Regions from separate parts of the Mus musculus genome. Here region 2 is linked to region 1. Evidence: chromatin loops called from intact Hi-C (ENCODE). Cell type or tissue: left cerebral cortex. All regions are shown on one strand. Links, peaks and the distances in the headings refer to the core of each region. The heading gives the core; the rest is flanking DNA.

Region 1 (10,223 bases), core at 823-8,822:
TTTATATAGCGTAATGAGAAAAATTTCAAATGAAAGTAATGAACAAAAACAAAGAAAATAATTATCTATCTTTAAACTAATTTTTATTCAGTTTTTAAAATGTATACCTGTAGTTTTGTGGAATTTTTTCTTAAGACAAAAATCCTAACTAGAACACAAAACATACTAGAGTACGGTCACGAGGAACATAGATGTTCTGTATTTGTTTTCCATAAACATACATGGGGATTCCTAAACTTAAGGAAGAGCTTTTGAACCATTCCTGACAATAATTATCACAGCAGACCTTCTCATTTTATTAATAAAAGCAGCACAGACATGTATATGTATGTTGTTAACATCAGAAAGGAGCTCAGAGAGCCACTTATTTATTTCAATTGTTTACACTCAAAATACTTTAATACATTATACCTTTAAAACTCAAAATCTCTCGGGCATTTTATGATGATGATATACAAATTATTTTTCTTCAAAAATATTTATTTGTTTGTTTGTTTGTTTATTCGATCTGGGGCTGGTAGTCTCAGGCTAGAATAGAACTTACTATGTGGTATACACCTAACCAGGAATGATCTCTTTTTATTAATTTATCTACCCAACTTACTTTTTGGGAAGCCAGGATCAAACTTGAGGTCCAAAACATGCTAGACAAGCATTCTACTGCTAAGGTACATCCCAAGATCTTGTTCTTTCTGAGACAGGGTTTCACTGGGTGGCTTAGCAAACCTTGAACTCTCAATCTGTCAAGAATGATGGCCCTGATGCTGCCTGAACACTGGTATTATAGGCAAAAAACTGCTATGCCCAGCTTCAAAACTACATATGGTATTAGACATATGTCTTAGACATATGGTTAGTATACTAACAGTGTTGTCAGTTAAGTTTTTTCATTGAGATTGGAAACGTTCAGTTACTTCTCAAAAACTGAGTGAAATAACATTGTTGCTACGTTCAAACTATAAAATTTTGCCCATTACTTAAAAAACTGAGTTTCTATATTCATGAATTATTATTTAACAAATTTAAAGTCAAATCTACTAATAAAACTTTACTAACTATGACATATTGGTATATTTTATAATGTATAGTTTTTAATTTAACAAAGAACTCTATGTTCTCAATTCTGTCTTCACACCCTCAATCTCAATGTCAAAGGTTTGTAAGAGCTTTATGATCTTCAAAGTACGGTAGGTTGGGTCTGGGTGGAAGAAAAGGGAATTGGCCCACTGTTTCCAGTTAGCCATGGTTGAGTAGCTTTCTCTAAACCATGATGGGCTGAGACCTTTGAAGCTGTGGGCAAAATCAATCTTTTTTCTTCTTGCCCATTTAAGTTCCTCCCTTGATATCTGAACACATCTTAAGGGTACAGCAATGTCAGCTATTATAAGGTGATATTCTCTTTGTGGCAGTTGAACTATAATACAGCCATTACAAATTTCTCTGGTACTCATGTTAACTAAATTAATTAAAGGGAAAAACTCCTTTATACCTTTAAGAATTTTCCTTTAGTTATTTAAAATACCCAGGAGAAGAAATAAAAACAATACAAAGTAACAGAAAATTACATGGAATGTGCCTAAACCCTCCAGAAAGGCTTCTGTTTGGAAAGGCTTCTCTCCTTCAGGTTGTTATCTTTGGGCATCCTATTTACCACTCAATTCTGTAGTTGGGGTTGCTTATAACAAACAAACAGTGTACGTTCCTATTCATTGGGAATATCAAAGTAAATATTTTGCTCATGCTCAGCTCTCAATACAATCTTCCAAAAACTGGGGTTTTTTTTGTTTGCTTTTTTGTTTTTCTAAAAAACAAGACTTTATGAGTACAAGTTAAGCAGTATTTTTAGTGTTGGCCTCACTTCACTGCATAAAATCATACAGTTCAACATATACCGCTCAACAGCTGCTTATATTCTCCTGCATTTACAATGAGACTAGCTTAGGTAATTTTTCTACAAGTACTTAAAAACCGGAAATAAGTAAGATATGGAATAATAGATGGAGGCTCAGCATCGCCTCACAAAATAACTATGATTGGTTTTTGTTTTTGTTTTGTTTTGTTAGTTTTTGTTATGGGGAGCTTTTTTGTTGTAATGGAGTTTTGTTTATTTGTTGAGAAAGAACTTAATGTTGGGTGAGAAGGGAAAGTGGGAGGTTCTGGTAGGACTTTTGGGAGGGGGAAAATATAATCAAAATATATTTAAATTTATAAATTGGTTTAAATAATAAATGATAATAAAAAGAAACCAAATCCTAAGGGCAGATTAATATAAGCATAGTGTCATAGTATAGATTCTATTGCTATGACCAAAATCACCTTGGAATATGAGAGTTGGGGAAACTATTTCAGTTTACATGTTGTAATCAATAATTTGGGGGACCCAAGGCAGGAAACTAGAGGCAGGAACTGAATCAGAGAATGAATGGAGGCCTGCTGCTAAAGGACTCACTTCTGGCTTGTTCAGAGACACATTGGAGGCACAGGTGGGGCCACCTCCATCAATTAGCAAGCAAACAAAAACAGACTAGGCCACAGGGCAATCTGATGGAGGCAGTTCTTCAATTACGATCCCCTCTTCCCAGGTGACTGTACTTTGTTTCAAGGTAAAAAGCTAAGATGCACACAGAGCAGACACCAAAAAGATAGAAAAATGATAGGAACAACTATGACAGGAAAGAAACAATTATAATACAACACTAAAAAGAACCTACCACATTCATAAATAAGAGTGCTTCCACTTCTGACACAGACAAGACTAACAGACACTGAGCTCATTAGCTTTTGATCTAAGCAATACTGAAAACAAATACAATGAATCAGGGAGGAGCTGCTTTAAAGACATTAAACACCAATCAATACAAGATAATGAGCTCTAAAAGTTGGTAAAAAGGCCAGTGAGATGGTTCAGTGGGTGAAAGAGCTTGCCACCTACCCTTACAGCCTAAGTTTAATTCCCAGATATGACATGGTAGAAGGAGAGAACTGACTACAAAAATAGCCCTTTGACTCCCATATGGACACTTTGGCAGACACAAGGACAAAGATACACACACACACAACACACACACACACACACACACACACACACACACACACACACACACACACGATGAGACTTACTAATACTGTAGTGAACTATCCTCAAAGACTAGGGAGAGCCCACTGCAGGGAAGAATCATACAGTTGTTGCATAATGGGTTCCTCAGAGCACCAAAGTAAAGGCAGTTAAAACCTCAGCACAAAGTCTTAGATACGAGAGTGCTTCACAGTCCCAGAGCTTTAGAAACTGCAGAAATTACCAGGCAACCGACTACCTGATATGTATAAAAGCTAAAAAATAAAATATTAGAATAAAAAACCAAAAGCTAAATAATCATCTACTAAAATTACCATGAGTTACACCAAGAGCACCCACAGCCAGACAAACAGACCAGACAACCAGACCAAACAAACAGACCAGACAAACAGCCTCTTGCAATTCACAGCTCACTGGTTGAATATTTAGAAAGGCTCCACCGTAGTATTTGAAAATTCCATCCCATACTAGATGTGATCTGGTCCTGCCTCACAAATCTTAAAAAGCAAGATACAGAGGGGTAAAACTATATTCAAGGAATCTTACAATAGCCCAGAAAAACACACTCGAATATTTATAGGAACCACAACTGGGTTAAATTCACCACAGGTAGCATTCAGTTAAAAAATGATCACTGTTGTACAAAAGCAGAAAACATGACTCATAATATAGAGGACAGAAATAAACTTAGCCAGAAATGACTTGTTAGAAATATTAGAAAAGGGCATCTAATCAAGTGTGTTTTAGGGTGAAACATTTTTTAGGGGTAAGGTTATTTCATAGTAATATCAAATCATTTCCACAAGACATATAACTATCCTGATTATTTATGAACCCATTGGCAATGCTTTTAAACACATCATTTGGTATAGTGGCACCCAAGTGCAGCCACATCACCCAGAAACCTGAAGCAGGGGCATCAAAACTTTAAGGCCAACACAGCCTTCAAATCCAAACACAGCCTTAATAAAACAAACAAATTATAAAAAGTACATTCATGACACAAAACTCAGAGGTCTGAAAGCACAAATTTGCAAGTCTATAATATAACACCTTTCAATAATTACATAGATATAAGTTCAAAATTAATGCAAATATAGATTACATGAACAATGTTTAGTTATGAAGTCAGCACTGTTAGAGACCATGGTATGAGCATGTGTAGTTCTAGGCATGGGCCTGGGTAGTCTCAAGCATTTGGGTGTCTAGAGTAAGAGGTTTGTATAAGCCCAGAAAATTAAGGCCAGTGTGAGCAATCAAGCCAGGTTCCAATCTTAAAACAGAAAATAGAATATATTTTAAGAGAACACAACATCTGTTCAAAAACCACCAGGGAGTGACTGGGACCAGGAGGAGCCAGGGACACAGGAAATCTGCCTGACGAGTGGCTCTGGTTCCTTCCAGTCAGGCACTGGTCTACCTTGGTTACAAACTCAGCAGACAGCCACACATCCCCCAGAGGAGGTACCATTCCCAGGCTCTCTAACATGCCCAGGATCCCATGTTCCCAGGAGCTTGGACACTCAAGGATCTCAGGGTCTCAGAGGAAGCTTGAATTCCAAAAACTCTGACACACCCAGAATCTCAGGATCACAGGATCCTGGAATCACAGGATCAGAGAGAAAGCTGGACTCAGAGGAGTTCAGACTCAACAAGGATTACAGGAAGGACATGTTTGAAACAGATATAGCAAGGGCAGGGAGCACTTGAAATAATCAGATGGTGGGAGGCAAGCATAAGAACAGAAGCAACAGAAACCAAGGTTACTTGGCATCATCAGAACCCAATTCTCCTACCATAGCAAGTCCTAGATACACCATCACACCAGAAAAACAAGATATGGATATAAGCCACTTTTCATGATGATGATGGAGAACTTTAAGAAGGACATAAATACTCCCTTAAAGAAATTCAGGAGAACACAGGTAAATAGGTAGAAGCCACTAAAGAGGAAAAACAAAAACCCCTTAAGGAATTACAAGAAAATAAATCCAAACAGGTGAAGAAATTGAACAAAACCATCCAGGATCAAAAAATGGAAGTACAAAGAATAAAGAAATCACAAAGGGAGACATCTCTGGAGATAGAAAACCTAGGAAAGAAGTCAAAAGAAGCCAGAGATGCAAACATCACCAACAGAACACAAGAGATAGAAGAGAGAATCTCAAGTGCAGATGATACCATAGAAAACATTAACATAACAAAGAAAATGTGAAATGCAAAAAGATCCTAACCCAAAACATCCAGGAAATCCAGGACACAATGAGACCAAACTTAAGCATAATAGGTATACAAGAGAGTGAAGATTTCCAAATAGGTATAGAAGAGAGTGAAGATTTCCAACTTAAAGGGCCAGTAAATATCTTCAACAAAATTATAGAAGAAAACTTCCCAAACTTAAATAAACAGATGCTCATGAATATACAAGAATTCTACAGAACTCCAAATACTTTGGACCAGAAAAGAAATTCCTCTAGTCACATAATAATCAAAACAACAAATGCACAAAACAAAGAAAGAATATTAAAAGCAGTAAGGCAAAAAGGTCAAGTAACATATAAAGGCATACTTATCAGAATTAAACCAGACTTCTCTCCAGAGACTATGAAAGCCAGAGGACCCTGGGCAAATGTCATACAGACTTCAAGAGAACACAAATGCCAGCCAAGGCTACTATATCCAGCAAAACTCTCAATTACCATAGATGGAGAAACCAAGGTATTCCATGACAAAACTAAATTTACACAGTATCTTTCCACAAATCCAGCCCTTCAGAGGATAATAAAGAGAAAACTCCAACACAAGGAGGGAAACTATGTTCTAGAAAAGGCAAGAAAATAATCTGTCAACAAACCTAAAGGAAGATAGCCACATGAACAAAATTCCAACTCTAACAACAAAAATAGCAAAAACTATTCTCAACAATAAAAGAACTTCTGGTGGAATCACCGTCCCTGACCTCAAGCTGTACTACAGAGTAATTGTGATAAAAACAAACAAACAAACAAACAAAACTTGGTACTGGTACAGTGACAGTCAGGTAGATCAATGGAATAGAATTGAAGACCCAGAAATGAACCCACACACCTATGGTCACTTGATCTTTGAAAAAGGAGCTAAAACCATCCAGTGGAAAAAAGACAGCATTTTCAACAAATTGTGCTGGCACAACTGGCGGTTATCATGTAGAAGAATTTCCATCTATTCTTATCTCCTTGTACCAAGCTCAAGTCTAAGTGGATCAAGGAACTCCACATAAAACCAGAGACTCTGAAACTTATAGAGAAGAATGTGGGCAAAAGCCTCGAAGATATGGGCACAGGGGAAAAATTCCTGAACAAAACAGCAATGGCCTGTGCTGTAAGATCAAGAATCAACAAATGGGACCTCATAAAATTGCAAAGCTTCTGTAAGACAAAAGACACTGTCAATAAGACAAAAAGGCCACCAACAGATTGGGAAAGAATCTTTACCAAACCTAAATCAGATAGGGGACGAATATCCACTATATATATATAAAGAACTCAAGAAGACAGACTCCAGAAAAATCAATTAACCCTATTAAAAATGGGGTACAGAGCTAAACAAAGAATTCTCAACTAAGGAATACGGAATGTCTAAGAAGCACCTGAAAAAATGTTCAGCATCCTTAATCATCAGGGAAATGCAAATCAAAACAACCCTGAGATTCCACCTCACACCAATCAGAATGGCTAAGATTCAAAATTCAGGTGACAGCAGATGCTGATGAGGATGTGGAGAAAGAGGAACACTCCTCCATTATTGTGGGAAGCGGATGCGGCCACAGGCCCCGTGAAACCCACTTGTTTACTGCCTTGCCTGAACATGCACAATGAGGCTGCATACGTGGGCTGCCTGCCAGGCTGGACAGTTCATCGTGATTCAGACCTGTCGGCCTATCTGTGAATGACCTAAGCTCCTGCCTGGAGTGTATGTGACTTCTGAATGGATGAGGTAGGGTGGAGCTAGAAGGAGGAGTCAGAGCGAGTAGTGAGGTGAGAAGAGTTTAGCCCTTGCTGCCAGAAGGATGGAGTAGTAGAAGCTGCTGTTGTAAGTGGTAGGAGCTAACTGTTGTAATAGAAGCTAGAAGTGTATGGAGAGAGTAGTTTTAGCCCTTGCCGTGAGTAGAAGTAGAATAAGAGTAGTTTAGCCCTTGCCCTAAGAAGAAGCTGCTGGGGAAGAGAGCTGTAAAAGAAAAAGCCTGAAGTAAAGAAGTTGCTGTGTGAACCACACCCCTGTCTGTGTCGTTCATGTTGCCGCCAGTGCAGAGGACCAACGACACATTGTTGGTGGGATTGCAAGCAGGTACAAGCACTCTGGAAATCTCGTGCCTCAGAGGACCCAGCTATACCACTCCTGGGCATATACCCAGAAGAAGTTCTAACATGTAGTAAGAACACATGCTCCACTAGGTTCATGGTAGCCATTTTTAAAATAGCTAGAAGCTGGAAAGAACCCAGATGTCTCTCAACAGAGGAATGGATACAGAAAGTGTGGTACATTTACACAATGGAGTACTACTCAGCTATTAAAAAGAATGAATTTATGAAATTCTTAGGCAAATGGATGGATCTAAAGGATATCATCCTGAGTGAAGTAACCCAATCACAAAAGAACACACATGGTATGCACTCACTGATAAGTGGATATTAGCCCATAAGCTTGGAATTCCCAAGGAACGATTCCCAAACCACATTAAACTCAAGAAGAAAGAAGACCAAAGTGTAGCTATTTCAATCCTTCTTAGAAGGGGTAACAAAACAAGCATGGAAGGAGTCACAGGGACAAAGTGTGAAGTAGAGACTGAAGAAATGACCATCCAGAGACTGACCCACCTGGAGATCCATTTCATATACAGTCGCGAATCTCTGACACTATTGTGGACACCAACAAGTGCTTGCTGACAGGACCCTGATATAGCTGACTCTTGAGAGGTTCTTCCTGTGCCTGACAAATACAGAGGTGGATGCTCACCATCACCACCCATTGGACAGAGTACAGGGTCCCCAATGAAGGAGCTAGAGAAAGGACCTAAGGAGGTGAAGGGTTCTGCAGCCCCATAGGAGGAACCACAATATGAACTAACCAGTACCCTCAGAGTTTCAAGGGACTAAAGCACCAACCAAAGAGTACACATGGTAGGACTCCTGGCTCCAGCTGCATATGTAGCAGAGGATAGCCTAACTGGATATCAATGGGAGGAGAGGCCCTAGGTCTTGTGAAGGTTCTATTCCCCAGTATAGGGGAATGCCAGGGCCAAGAAGCAGGAGTGGGTGCATTGGTGAGCAGGGGGAGGGGTTATAGGGGAGGGTGTTTTTTGGAGGAGAAACCAGGAATCGGGATAACATTTCAATGAAATGTAAATGAAATGTGTAAATGAAGAAGAATATATTTGAGGACCAATCCCAAGATGCAATAAATATAATTAATTCAGAATATAAAAGATATTAATAATTCAGCAGAATTAAGATAAACATCATCACAAGTTGCTATACAACATAGCGTCTGTAACTGTGACAATTAATTATATTTTTCAAAATTATGAAACTACCAAAGTTGGCCAGGAAGCAACAGACATTGTGATTTTATTTACTAAAGAAATTGAACTTGTAGTTGCACCATCCCAGAGAGTAAACACTTGTTTCAACAATTTCTCAGGTAAATTCTATCAACCACTAGAAGGAACACCCCAATGCTGCTCATTCATAACGTTCAGGAATATTAAAGAAGAAACACCTGCCAAATACTTTTATGTCACTAGCACAAGTCTGACTTCAGAATCTGACAAGAACATAATGGGACAAGAAAACTCAAGAGTCAGTCTTTACTGAAAAATGTATGTAATTTATATTGTAACTTTAGGTATAACATATAAGATACTTTAAATGTCTTCTCCAACTAAGAAGTATTATTACAGATGTCTGTGCATTCATGTATAGTCTTTAAAAATACCTATAGTTCCTCTCTATTATTTAAAAGTCAAGCATGGTGGAATGGAGTGCACATAAAGTTCAATCTACTGAGAAGTCTATGCCAGCAGGGCCACCTAAGCCCAGGTGTTCAAGGCCTTCAGGGACTACCATGGGGCAACCCACAGGCCAAGGAGACCAGGACAGAGGGCAGGGTGGGAGGGAAGGATTGGTATACCAGCTAGTTTTTGTAGTATTTTCTATTTCAATTCCCTGTGGATTTCAGCAGAGTGGCTAAATCCTTGGGCTTTTCTCTAACCACTGACTTCATCATTGCCCATTTTTCCTACTATCAAATCAGTAATATACCCCAATCACTAGAGATCCATGTTAGAACCTGCATCCAATCACCAACCAAAGAACACCACTATAGTGTTCTCCAATTTAAACAAAATTCTCTACAGTTTCAACATACAAATTGATGTAGAGACCTCTTCCAGTATTTCACCAGTTTCCCCTTGGTAAGCATAAAGGGAGGACTACTCTTCACCCCTCAAGTATAAAGCAAGCAAATGTACAATTCAGGTGTTCTGTACATTTACAGAAAACATAGACTATGTTTAGCAATATATTGATAAATGTCTTCTGTTCTCTGTCAATTCATGTTTCATTGATAAAATATAAACTGGTGAAGAATATTCTGAGTGAAAAGAGAGATAAATAGAACCTTTATCTAATAGTTTGCCATATTTTTACATGGGGCCTATAGACCAGCAACTATTCCTATTCAAATGATGAAGAAATGCCTAGGTTAGCTCAGAAAGTGGTATCTTGTTCAAAATATGACGGATTCTCTAAAAACTCTCAATTCTAATTTTCAAATGCCAAGTATTCTCTCTCAACCTCAACTTTGATGAGCAATCTATTTAAATTAAGTTTTCTATGTAAAGAACAAAGGATTCTTTAATATATTGTCTGATTATGTAAATCCAATTAACCTATGAATAATTTTTTTGAAATAAATCTAAAATCTGTATGTAGCAAAATCATAAAATTATACTTTCCCCCTACTAATTGTTTTTACAAAGCACATCATATATAAACAAAAATAAGAAGACATTTTCATAGTCTCAATATATGGAAATATATACACAGGCACAGACAAACAAACACACACATATATATATATATACATATATATGTATATGGTTTTTTTT
Region 2 (10,223 bases), core at 1,192-9,191, 52 kb before region 1:
TATGTATTATAAAGGGATTGTTGAGGAGGGAGTCAGATAGAAGAAGACATGTACAGGCTCGAGACATAAATTTGGGAGGTCTGTTAAGTTCCCTCGAATCTTTAAGATACAGCTCCAAACCACTTAGCATATGAAGTCACTGCAAGGGCACTCCTCCAGTCACTTGTTTACCTTATTATAATCTAACGTGCACATCTAACTTATATTAAAAATAGTTTATGTAAACCTGCTTTTCACAGCTGATGGGTTGTATACTATCTATGGTAAATAGTCAATGAGAACTAATAAATGAACGTGCTTTAGTAGATTTTAACTTAATTCTCAATACAAGTTTTCATCTGAAGTTAGGGAGCTAAATATTAGACCAAGTTGCTTTGTCTTCTGTGTTCTCTACATTTTTTGCCCAAGTCAAATTCAGTATCTCTCTTTTTTCTCTTCCCAGTTCACAATAATGACCCATTTGTTGACATTTACCCACACTTCTGTAATATGCTACTCAGTTTGCCTCCGATGTCTCTTATTTAACTACTTTAAAATGTGTGTACTGCATTCACTCCAGAGTAATAAAAAATGTCACCACTGGTCACATTATTACATTCTTGTCACTCCTGTTCTTCAAACCTAGAACTGGCTGTCTCGCACACTGCTCCTGGGAAGCAATCACATATCCTTAGCAAAGCAGCATGCTTCCCACTCCTCTTCCTTCTGAGTTAGGGGGTGTTGCATCAATGAACTCAAAAATTGCTTCTTCAACTCACTTGCTAGAACCTGTTCTGTGAGTAAATACTTTTCTAAACAAAAGCTCACTGAAGGCAAGATCAGAGTTCCATGTGATACTTCAATTCAGTACATACAACCAGAGCTCAGGGGTAGGTAAACTCAACTTAAAAATTACTTCAAAAAAGCATATATGGGTTTTTCCATATATTTTATCCCCAGTTTATTTTTGCATAGGTTATAGTTTAATAAAATGAACATATTAAATTCCAGTTTCTGAGAAAATATGCTCCCCCAGTACTTTCCATTTTAGATCCATCTGCTAATACCTCCATTGCAAAGTAATAACCCAAAGTGACTCCTGTCAGTCATTTCCATAGGACACACGTTGGGATTTAAGTAGGAGTAAGAGAGACTACACTTAAGCACTAGACTGAGCCCACTGGCAGGAAGGGCTTCAGAGAGCAGAGGCTGCTTCAGAGATGGTTGCCAACGGCAACAACAGCTTAGTAAGAACTTAGATGTCTGCCTGGTACTTAGATGTATGACTGGCTATGAAACTTTATGAATCTGTTATTTGTTCCACAAAATTTTTTCATAATAATTTAAGATTAAAGCTTAAGACAGGGCCAGGCACGGTGGCTCAGCCTGTAATGACAGAGTCAGAAAGACTACTTCCAAACCAAAATCTAAATACAATAACTAGCTCTTAATCTCAGTTCCTAAATTTAAATGTTTAAGACAAAAAACAAAACAAAACAAAACAAAACAAAACAAAACAAAACAAAACAAAAAACCCACAAAGAATTACTATTATTTTGTGGTAGTGGGGAATCCAGGACCTTACAAAGCATCCAGCAGGAGTTCTATCACTATGGCAGATAGTCCTCAGACCTATACTGAGTATTTATATCACAATGCTTCCTCAACCCAACTTTAACACTTTCTACTTCAGTCCTCAAAACTACACATTGCTACTACAGTGGGCCAGGTCACACATAGGTAAAATATACATCAGAAACATTGTTATACAAAGAGAAGGAAGACATTCTCTTCTCCATAGGCAGGGAATACCCTTTTTGTGTGATTATAAATCAATGTTCTAAATCCATGTTGCTCAGGACAGTGACCAAATGCAGTGGTTCTTGAATATTTTAAACATGGCTAGTATGAACAGACATGTACTTGAAATGTAGAATATGTAATATATCTTGAAGCCTCAGGATAAAAAATAAAAGAGCCAATATAACAATTTTTTATTGATTATAGTTGTTAGCATTCTGTCTAAACTCTACCCCACAGTTACCTGGCAACAGCCAGGTAGGCCTGCTTGCCCCTCCTCCCTTTCTTGCTCTTGCTTCCCCGTCTCTTCACATGTTCATGGCCATGGCTGGCCTCTACTTCTCTACTTTCTCTCTCTGCCTCTACTACCCTCTTAACTCTTCTCCCTATGCCCTGAATAAACTCTATACTATACCTTCATGTGGCTGTTCCCTCAGTGGGAAGGGATGCCTTGGCAAGGGCCCCTGGAGACATCCCAGCCCCAACACATTCATCACACCCCCATAGAACATATCTTGCATCTCTTTATCCTTTTATAAGCACATCAACAATGTTGTAATGTTTTGACTTTTAGGGTAAGTAATATTACTGAAATCATTTTCATGCTGTTATTTGAAATTACACTGTAATACACTTAATATATGTGGCTTATACTATATGTCTATCAGAAAGAGCTACTATAAGTCACCTTAGAGAACTGACGTGCAATGTTTCCTTAAGGAGAATAAAGTGTATCACTGAAAGGTTAGGTATGAAATGAACTCACAAAGGATGCATGCACAGAAATGTAAATGATCTCCAAACTATTAAAAATGGTGAATCATGCTAAAAACAAAAGCCTGCTTTATTCAAACCTTATGAGATCATTCTGTTTACAGGACTCCCAACTTAGACTTTCACCATTATTTAATAGGAACAACAATTTTTTTTTTTTTTTTTTTTTTTTTTTTGAGACAGGGTTTCTCTGTATAGTCCTGGCTGTCCTGGAACTCACTCTGTAGACCAGGCTGGCCTCGAACTCAGAAATCCGCCTGCCTCTGCCTCCCAAGTGCTGGGATTAAAGGCGTGCGCCACCACGCCCGGCTTGAACAACAATTTTTTTAAGTAAAATTATTCTCTGATTATTAGTAGAAAGCAAACAATGGGGATTCTAATGTATTAACATTCCTTTTTTTTTCTTCAGGTTTCAACCATTTTATTTTTTCTTCCACCACTTATATATCCCAGTAAAACCTTTCAAGCAGTATAGAAGACACAATGTGACTACATTCTATTTTTCTTTTAGTGAATGATTATAAAAACAAACAAACAAAACCCTATGCTTTCCAATACATTCACACAAAAAACATTTTAGGTATCAAAGGTGAAGAAGTCAAATTATTCCCAAGAACCCATATACATTTGTAACTAAGCAACCTGTTACAGAGTAACAAAGTGTGGGTGAGCAAGCAGGTCATTTTCTCAGCCAGCCTCTTTTACTGGCAGGCTGCAATTTGTAGTCACAAAGAAAGAATCAATTATTTTATTATTTATCTTAAAAAGTAAAAGATTACGTTTTTAAAAGATTTATTTATTATATGTAAGTACACTGTGGCTGTCTTCAGACACACCAGAGGAGGGCATCAGATTTCATTACAGATAGTTGTGAGCTACCATGTGGTTGCTGGGATTTGAACTCAGGACCTCCGGAAGAGCAGTCAGTGCTAACAAGAACTAGAACTGTCTTTTATTTTACTTTTGAAAAATAACTGTTTCCCTGTTTCCTCATTTCCCAAACTGTAGGGAATTTATGCTGTGCTGTACTGATAAGGCAAAGTAGAACTTCCAATGCACTCAAAGTGATTCCTTCCACACCACCTTCATGTCTTACTGCCCTCTTTCTTCTGTTACCGTCTTTAGTATTTCTAGAAAATTCCCCCAATACTGAACAACACTATTCATGATCTAAAACCCAATGTTATATAACAATGTTCACATTATTATTGTACCTTTCATGTGTTCTTAGATATTTCTTTTGATGTTATTATTATTAAAATCTTAAATGTGTTTTCTAAAATGTAACACTTTAAGAAGAAAGGAAAAGTAGGGTGTTGTGGCGCATGCCTTTAATCCCAGCACTTCGAAGGCAGAGGCAGGCGGATCTCTGAGTTTGAGGCCAGCCTGGTCTACAGAGTGAGTTCCAGGACAGCCAGGGCTAAAAGAGAAACCCTATCTTGAAAAACAAAACAAAACAAAACAAAACAAACAAAAAAAAGGAAGAAAGAAGAAAAGAGTCATGATAAATCCTTCCTCACTGTTAGCAGGGTCCATCTTCAGAAGCTCTCTAAATGGCCTATGTAACTGTAAATTAATGCTGTCTAAGTATGCGGAAGTCATTAAGTTGTAGGGTCCATTTAGCTGGTTATCAATAGAGAAAATGGAGTGATTTATCAATGGTATACCACACTGTGGATATTCAGGATGGGACAAGGTACAGAGATAGAATATATATACTGGTAAAATTCAGCTTCACCAAAGTTAGACCTAAAAACTTTACACAAAGTAACATATGAGAAAGTAGAACTTTATATGCCCCAGTACAGGGGAACGCCAGGGCCAAAAAAAAAAAAAAATGAGAATGGGTGGGTAGGGAAGTGGGGGGGAGGGTATGGGGGACTTTTGGGATAGCATTGGAAATGTCATTGAGGAAAATACGTAATAAATTTAAAAAAAAGTAGAAATAGAAAAATACAAGAGATTTTTTTTTTAATTAAAAAAAAAAGAATGTAGAAATAATTCTAAGCAGGCTCCTTGTATTTCCAGTTTCATACTCCTTCCCTTTTGGTTGGCTGTGGTATTATTTCATTACAGTCCCAGCTACTCTGGAGGCTATGGCAGGAGAGTCAGTAGAGCCAGGGATTGTGAAGCCAGCCTGGACAACAGAGTAAGACTTCAGGGCAAAAGAAGAGCAAAGAAAAGAAAACCCACGAAACTTTTCTCACCATATCGTCATAGAGATGCCTTAAATGATACTGTTAGGAAAGCAGGAGTTACTAGAGATGTCATAATTACCATGACCAGAAGCGCGAGTTTAGTATAATGTTAATAATCAGTACTGTCTTTCTGACGTCTGTTAGGGAACCCATTATTATTCCAAATTATTTACTGAAGGAAAAAAAATAAGAAAAATAAGAAAGAAGAAAGACATGACCATTGGTTCTTTTGTTTGTTTCTTTTAGTTGTTATGTTGGATTTTCCTTTCCTGTTTTTGTTTGTTTGTTTGTTTTGTTTTTTGGGTTTTTTTAGTATAGGATATTTGAAAGAAAGTGAAAATTTAATCAGGTACACACTAAATAATGAATTTTAAGTCCCATACCCACCCATGAATGCTATTAGGACAGCACTAGACTTGGTGCGTTGTTGCTGCTATTGTTTTAAGGCCTTTGGGTCAGCCTCCTATACCTAGAAACACTTCTCTCCTGGGCTCCTCAATGCAAACACCAGACCTGGACTCCAAGGATGTCCACTCTCCTTCCTGCATGCCTCCTCAGTAGTCATTCCAGTCTCCTGCTAGTCCTGTAGCAGACAGCTTGCAGGGGCCTCTCCACCCTCCCCACTCCTCCAGTCCCTGAGTGTCAGCTGCCCACACCTACTAACACTTTCTATTTCCAGTGGCCACTCCTGTCAGGAACTCAGGGGGTGAATCACTCCTTCCTTCTGTCCTCCTTTCTGCTGTCTCCATTCTCCCCCTCAGCTCAGTACCCACTTGTTTACAGGAGTCCCGCATTCCACCTCAAACCCATCCAGTGGAGACTCCAACTCTTGGTTCAGATCCAGGATCGCCTCAACCCTTTCACCCTGGCTCCCCAAACACTTAACTGCTTACTTCAAACTACTTGCAAACCCCCTCTTCCCACCACACCTCCAAACCCCTGGGGATTCCACCGCTGGGTATAAAGGAGATCTTAGCTATTTCCTGAAGCCATTTACAATTCACAGCTTTTTTCTCCTAGTCTGCTACCCACTGCATCTACAGAACCACCCTCTATCTGGCACTCCACAACAAACAGTTTCCTAAGATTCAGTGAGCACAACAGAATCTAGAGAATGGAACAACCATCCAACAAAGATCAGACCTAATACCAACAGCAAGAGTCACCTCAATCTTCCCAACCCCGATGCCAGACACCAGCATAAACACATAGACAAAACCAGCCAGGACACTATGTCTCCACCAGAAACCAGCAAGCCTACTGTGGTAGAGCCTGAGAAATGCTATGTAACTGAAGGATAAGAAAAGGATTCAAAAATACTAATTGTGAATATGTTCAAGGACCTTAAGGAGATTATGAATAAATCCCATCATGAAGTCTATGAGACAAAGAGCAGAGTGAAATGAAGGAAAGAGTTCAAGACATGAAAGTAGAAACAGAATGACTAAAGAAAACATAAACAGATAAAACTGGAAATGAAAATTTTAGAAAGTCGAATGAAGATATCACAGGGAAGTTTTATTGTCCTAGTTAAGGTTACTATCACTGTGATAAAACCAAAGCAACTTGAGGAGACAAGGGGTGGTTTAGCTTGTGCTTTCACATCATCATTCATCATCAAAGGGATTCAGGACAGGAACTTCATCATGGCAGCAACCTGGAGGTGAGAGCTGACACAGAGGTCATGGAGAGTGCTGCTTACTGGCTTTCTCCCCAGGGCTTGCTCACCCTGCTTTCATATAGAACCCAGGACCACCTGCCCAGGAGTAGTCTCACCCACAATGGGCTGGACATTCCCACATCAATCTTTAATTAAGAAAATGTTCTACAGGCATGCCTACAGCCCAATCTTCTAGGAGCATTTTTTTTAAATTGAGGCTCTCTCCACTCCAAGGACTCTAGCTTGTGTCAAGTTGACATAAAACTAGCCAGCACACTCACCAACACAGTACAAGACATGGAAGAGAGAATTTCAGGTGTTCTCTGAAGAGAAACAGAGGTGTGGATAGGGGCCAGGGATGGGAGGAATAGAGGGAGGGTAAACTACAGTCTGGTAATGAATGAATGAATGTATGTATGTATATATGTATGTATGTATAACTTGGGCACAATGAAGAACAAGTAATGAAATAAATATGAATTTTCTCTACGCTAAAGATGACAGTTTAATTAGTTATATTAGTATAATATTCACTTTTCATCTGCTTGTGTTTCTGGCCTACAAGTTGTACAGTTATACTGGCTGGATGTCCAAGAAACTGAGACTAAACTGGCCATCTACCTAGGGAGAAAACAAAAACTACTATTGTACTAAAGGAATATAGTAATAAAATGATTCCTAATGACATTCTGCTGTCTCCAAAGATTAGTGTCTCATCCAGCCATTATCAGAAAAAGTTTCTCCTTCAGCAGATGGGAACAAAATAGAGATCCAGACTGGACAGTGTGCAGAGTGAAAGGCCTTGAAACACTCAGTCGTAAGTGGGAAGTATCCATCAAGTCCCTCCCCTCAGGGCTCAAAGAACTATGTATAGAAGAGAAGGTAGAAAAATTGTAAAAGCCAGTGGGATGAATGATAGCAAGAAGTGTCTTCCAGACACAAAGGGACTAACACATCAGCTCAGAGTATAGCAGCATGCCTAGGGTCTGTATACATTCAAGCAAGATTAGGTCCCAGCACTGAGAGGAGGAGGTGGGTACCATCTCTAGTCATTAGCCAAGACACTACATCCAACTGACAAACACTCATAGAGGAAACATTGGTTTCTCCAAGGGAATCTCACTGTGTCTGTGAACCACACTTAAAGGCAGGCCTCATTCCCATCAGCAGAGGGCCAACACAAAATAAACTTAAAAGTTTGTTGCTAATTGTCTCATATTGTATTTTCTAAATCTTACTGGTATTTTCATTTGCAATTTATGGTATGTGCATATGCATTTTTTGTCCTCTTTGTTTCTTTTGGGGGTGGGAGGGCCTACCAGTTTTTTTATATTGTTCTTTTTCCTTATCCATTGTCTTTTTATTGGCCTGATTGTTTTCTTAGGAGAGACAGAAAAAAGGTATGGAATTGATAGGGTAGGAGATACGGGAGGAGATGAGGGAGAGGAAACCCTGATCAGAATAAATTTTATGAAAATACCTTTGTTTTCAATAATAAAATAAAATAAAAAAAGAAAAATATGACCGAGAACAATAGTTTGGGGGAAGGTAGGTTAGTAGTGGGAGGAAGGAATTGGGAATAAACACAGATACATTGTATCCATGTATAAAACTACTTTAGAATAAATATAATACTATGAAAAGAAATCTGAGAGGAAAATCTAGTATTTTATGAAAAAAAATAGAGAAGAAAACCACAGGAATCTATCATGTACACTTCCTGTCCATCCAAGCTTAACCAAGAATTCGGTATTAGGAGAAACAGAAACAGAAAGCCGAAGGCAGTCAATGTTTCTATAATAAAGAATGAAAAATAATTCTCAAAATTATAACAATCTAGTATATCCTTCTACTACAAAAATGAAGTACAAAGTTATATTTTGTTTATGAGGCTTATGAGGTAAAGAATTCAAAGTAAAAAGAAAATCCTAACATCTTTATTTGGGCAACAAAAAAAGTCAGGTTCATCAATTTTTTTTTCATGTATCTACCCATATCTCTTATAGCTTCCTGACAGTTAAGTATGAAATAAGTGCTGGTAATAGAGGAATAGGGAATAGGTTTCAACAGCAGTCATTAACTCTCTTAACTATTTCCATCAAATGTACCTCACCATCAATAGAAACTTATCTAGAGATTCTTTTGAAAAGGATTTCATTATTGTTGTTTCTGCATGATGCGTGTGTAGATGCATACATGCCAACACATGAGTGTGGAGTTTGGAGGACGACTCTGGAGCTTGGTGTATCCTTCCATCTTTACCTGGGTCCGCAACCTAAGTCAGGTTGTCTAACTTATACAACAAGCACTCTAACTGCTGAGCCATCTAAGTGACCCACTGCTGACAACAGTGCTTCTCCAGAGAATCTTATGAGATAAAAAAAAAATCTTGACAGATTTTCCAATAGGAGAGATTACTTTTGCATATAATAGGATCTTCAACAGAGTATCTCTAATATAGCAATATTGTAATCTATAATGTCAAATAAAATAGAAGAATATAATTAATCTTGTAAAGTAGCATATCTCAGTGTGGCAGGGCATCATCACCCCAGCACAAACTTTGTACGTGTTCTATAGTAATACATGCATAGTAATATAACTTTTCTCCTGTCAAATGCCTGTTTCTTATGTGGTACTTCTCTCCCCACATGGTGCTATTATTTATGTATAAGTTATATTATTTTATAAGACTATAAGGGGCCTAAAAACAATAGGTTCATCTCATTATGCTTTAACAGCACCCAACACAGTTCCTTATTGGACTTCTGAGGATAGAAGTGGAAGTCTGGCAAGGATTATAGTACCTACAATAGTGATTATTTTAAAAATAGACCTTTGAGAGATACAAATAAATATGCCTGAGATTTTTCCTGTTTTCATGCTGTGGTAATTTTCTTCACTATGTTTGGAAGTGTGTTCAGCATGGTGCTTCTAGACATACAATTCAAACGATGTGTGGAAGAGGAACAATATTCTATAATTAGAAATTTCCAACTAGTGAAATGAAAGATATTCAGGCCAGGCAGACAGACAGATGCATACAAAGAAGAAAACAAAAATCATGGACAATGGTTCTTGGCCATTCAATTAAGGCTCCATTCTCTGAGGTTTACCTTTGACAAATATGGCAGGCTCAGGAGAAAGAAATATGGAACATTCACTCAATACGAAATAACCTGGCTGTAAGAACCATAAAATGAACTGTTTCAGTACCTTAATGTCAGATGTGTCGCGCTGACTGTTTCGCCATGCTCTGGAGACTGAGGAGAACGTCCTATCTGCATGATCAAATTTCCCTCCTTGTAAATTTAGAAAGTAAGTTGTAAAAGGTTCCTAAAAAATAAGAAGTGAAAAACCTTTTATGTTTTCATGTTTTTATAAATTTTTACATATATATTTTAAACTAATAGTAGTCATTACTTAGTAATATGTCCAATGTAAAGAATGCAAGTTGTAGACAAATTATTACATTATAGCTCTTAATTTTTTTCCAAATGTTTCTATGCCTTCAAAATTTTGGTATCAGTAATATTTTCATCAGCTTCCTTCCTTGCCAAAAATAAATTGCTAATAGCTTTTAGACATGAATTAAATGCATTTGCTTCAGTGTTCAGGAAATAGTACAATATGTAATTTCTGTATTGTTATGGCTGGCTCACAATTTATGATTAAGAAAAGAAAAATGTTTGGGAGGTTTAAAAGCCTCCTCTTAGTTAAAGAACACTTAAACAAGTATTTGTGGGTAATTACCTGGCATCAGCTAAGCCTGTAAATTACACCTTAGACTTCTGTCTGTCCATATACTAAGA

The links. A loop is a pair of places that touch in the nucleus more often than their neighbours do. Peaks named below come from ENCODE experiments on the same cell type or tissue, not always from the same donor. Only the 100,000 strongest peaks of a DNase experiment are listed, where the experiment ranks them.
Region 2: it touches region 1 in a loop (2.5-fold over the local background); 2 of 42 quality-filtered maps call a loop at or near these places.

What each region holds. Positions count from the first base shown.
Region 1 is chr3:86,589,772-86,599,994 of GRCm38, reverse strand. The region is part of intron 40 of Lrba (LPS-responsive beige-like anchor); the gene reads right to left. Among named protein-coding and RNA genes, the nearest start is that of Gm31677, 43 kb to the right of the region's middle. In left cerebral cortex, for the core only: no CTCF peak of the experiment used is centred there; DNase peaks (open chromatin) are centred at 1,907 and 4,416.
Region 2 is chr3:86,642,177-86,652,399 of GRCm38, reverse strand. Lrba (LPS-responsive beige-like anchor) reads right to left here. Exons shown (of 57, transcript NM_030695.2): 46 at 9,628-9,747. Among named protein-coding and RNA genes, the nearest start is that of Gm31677, 96 kb to the right of the region's middle. In left cerebral cortex, for the core only: no CTCF peak of the experiment used is centred there; DNase peaks (open chromatin) are centred at 5,405 and 5,753.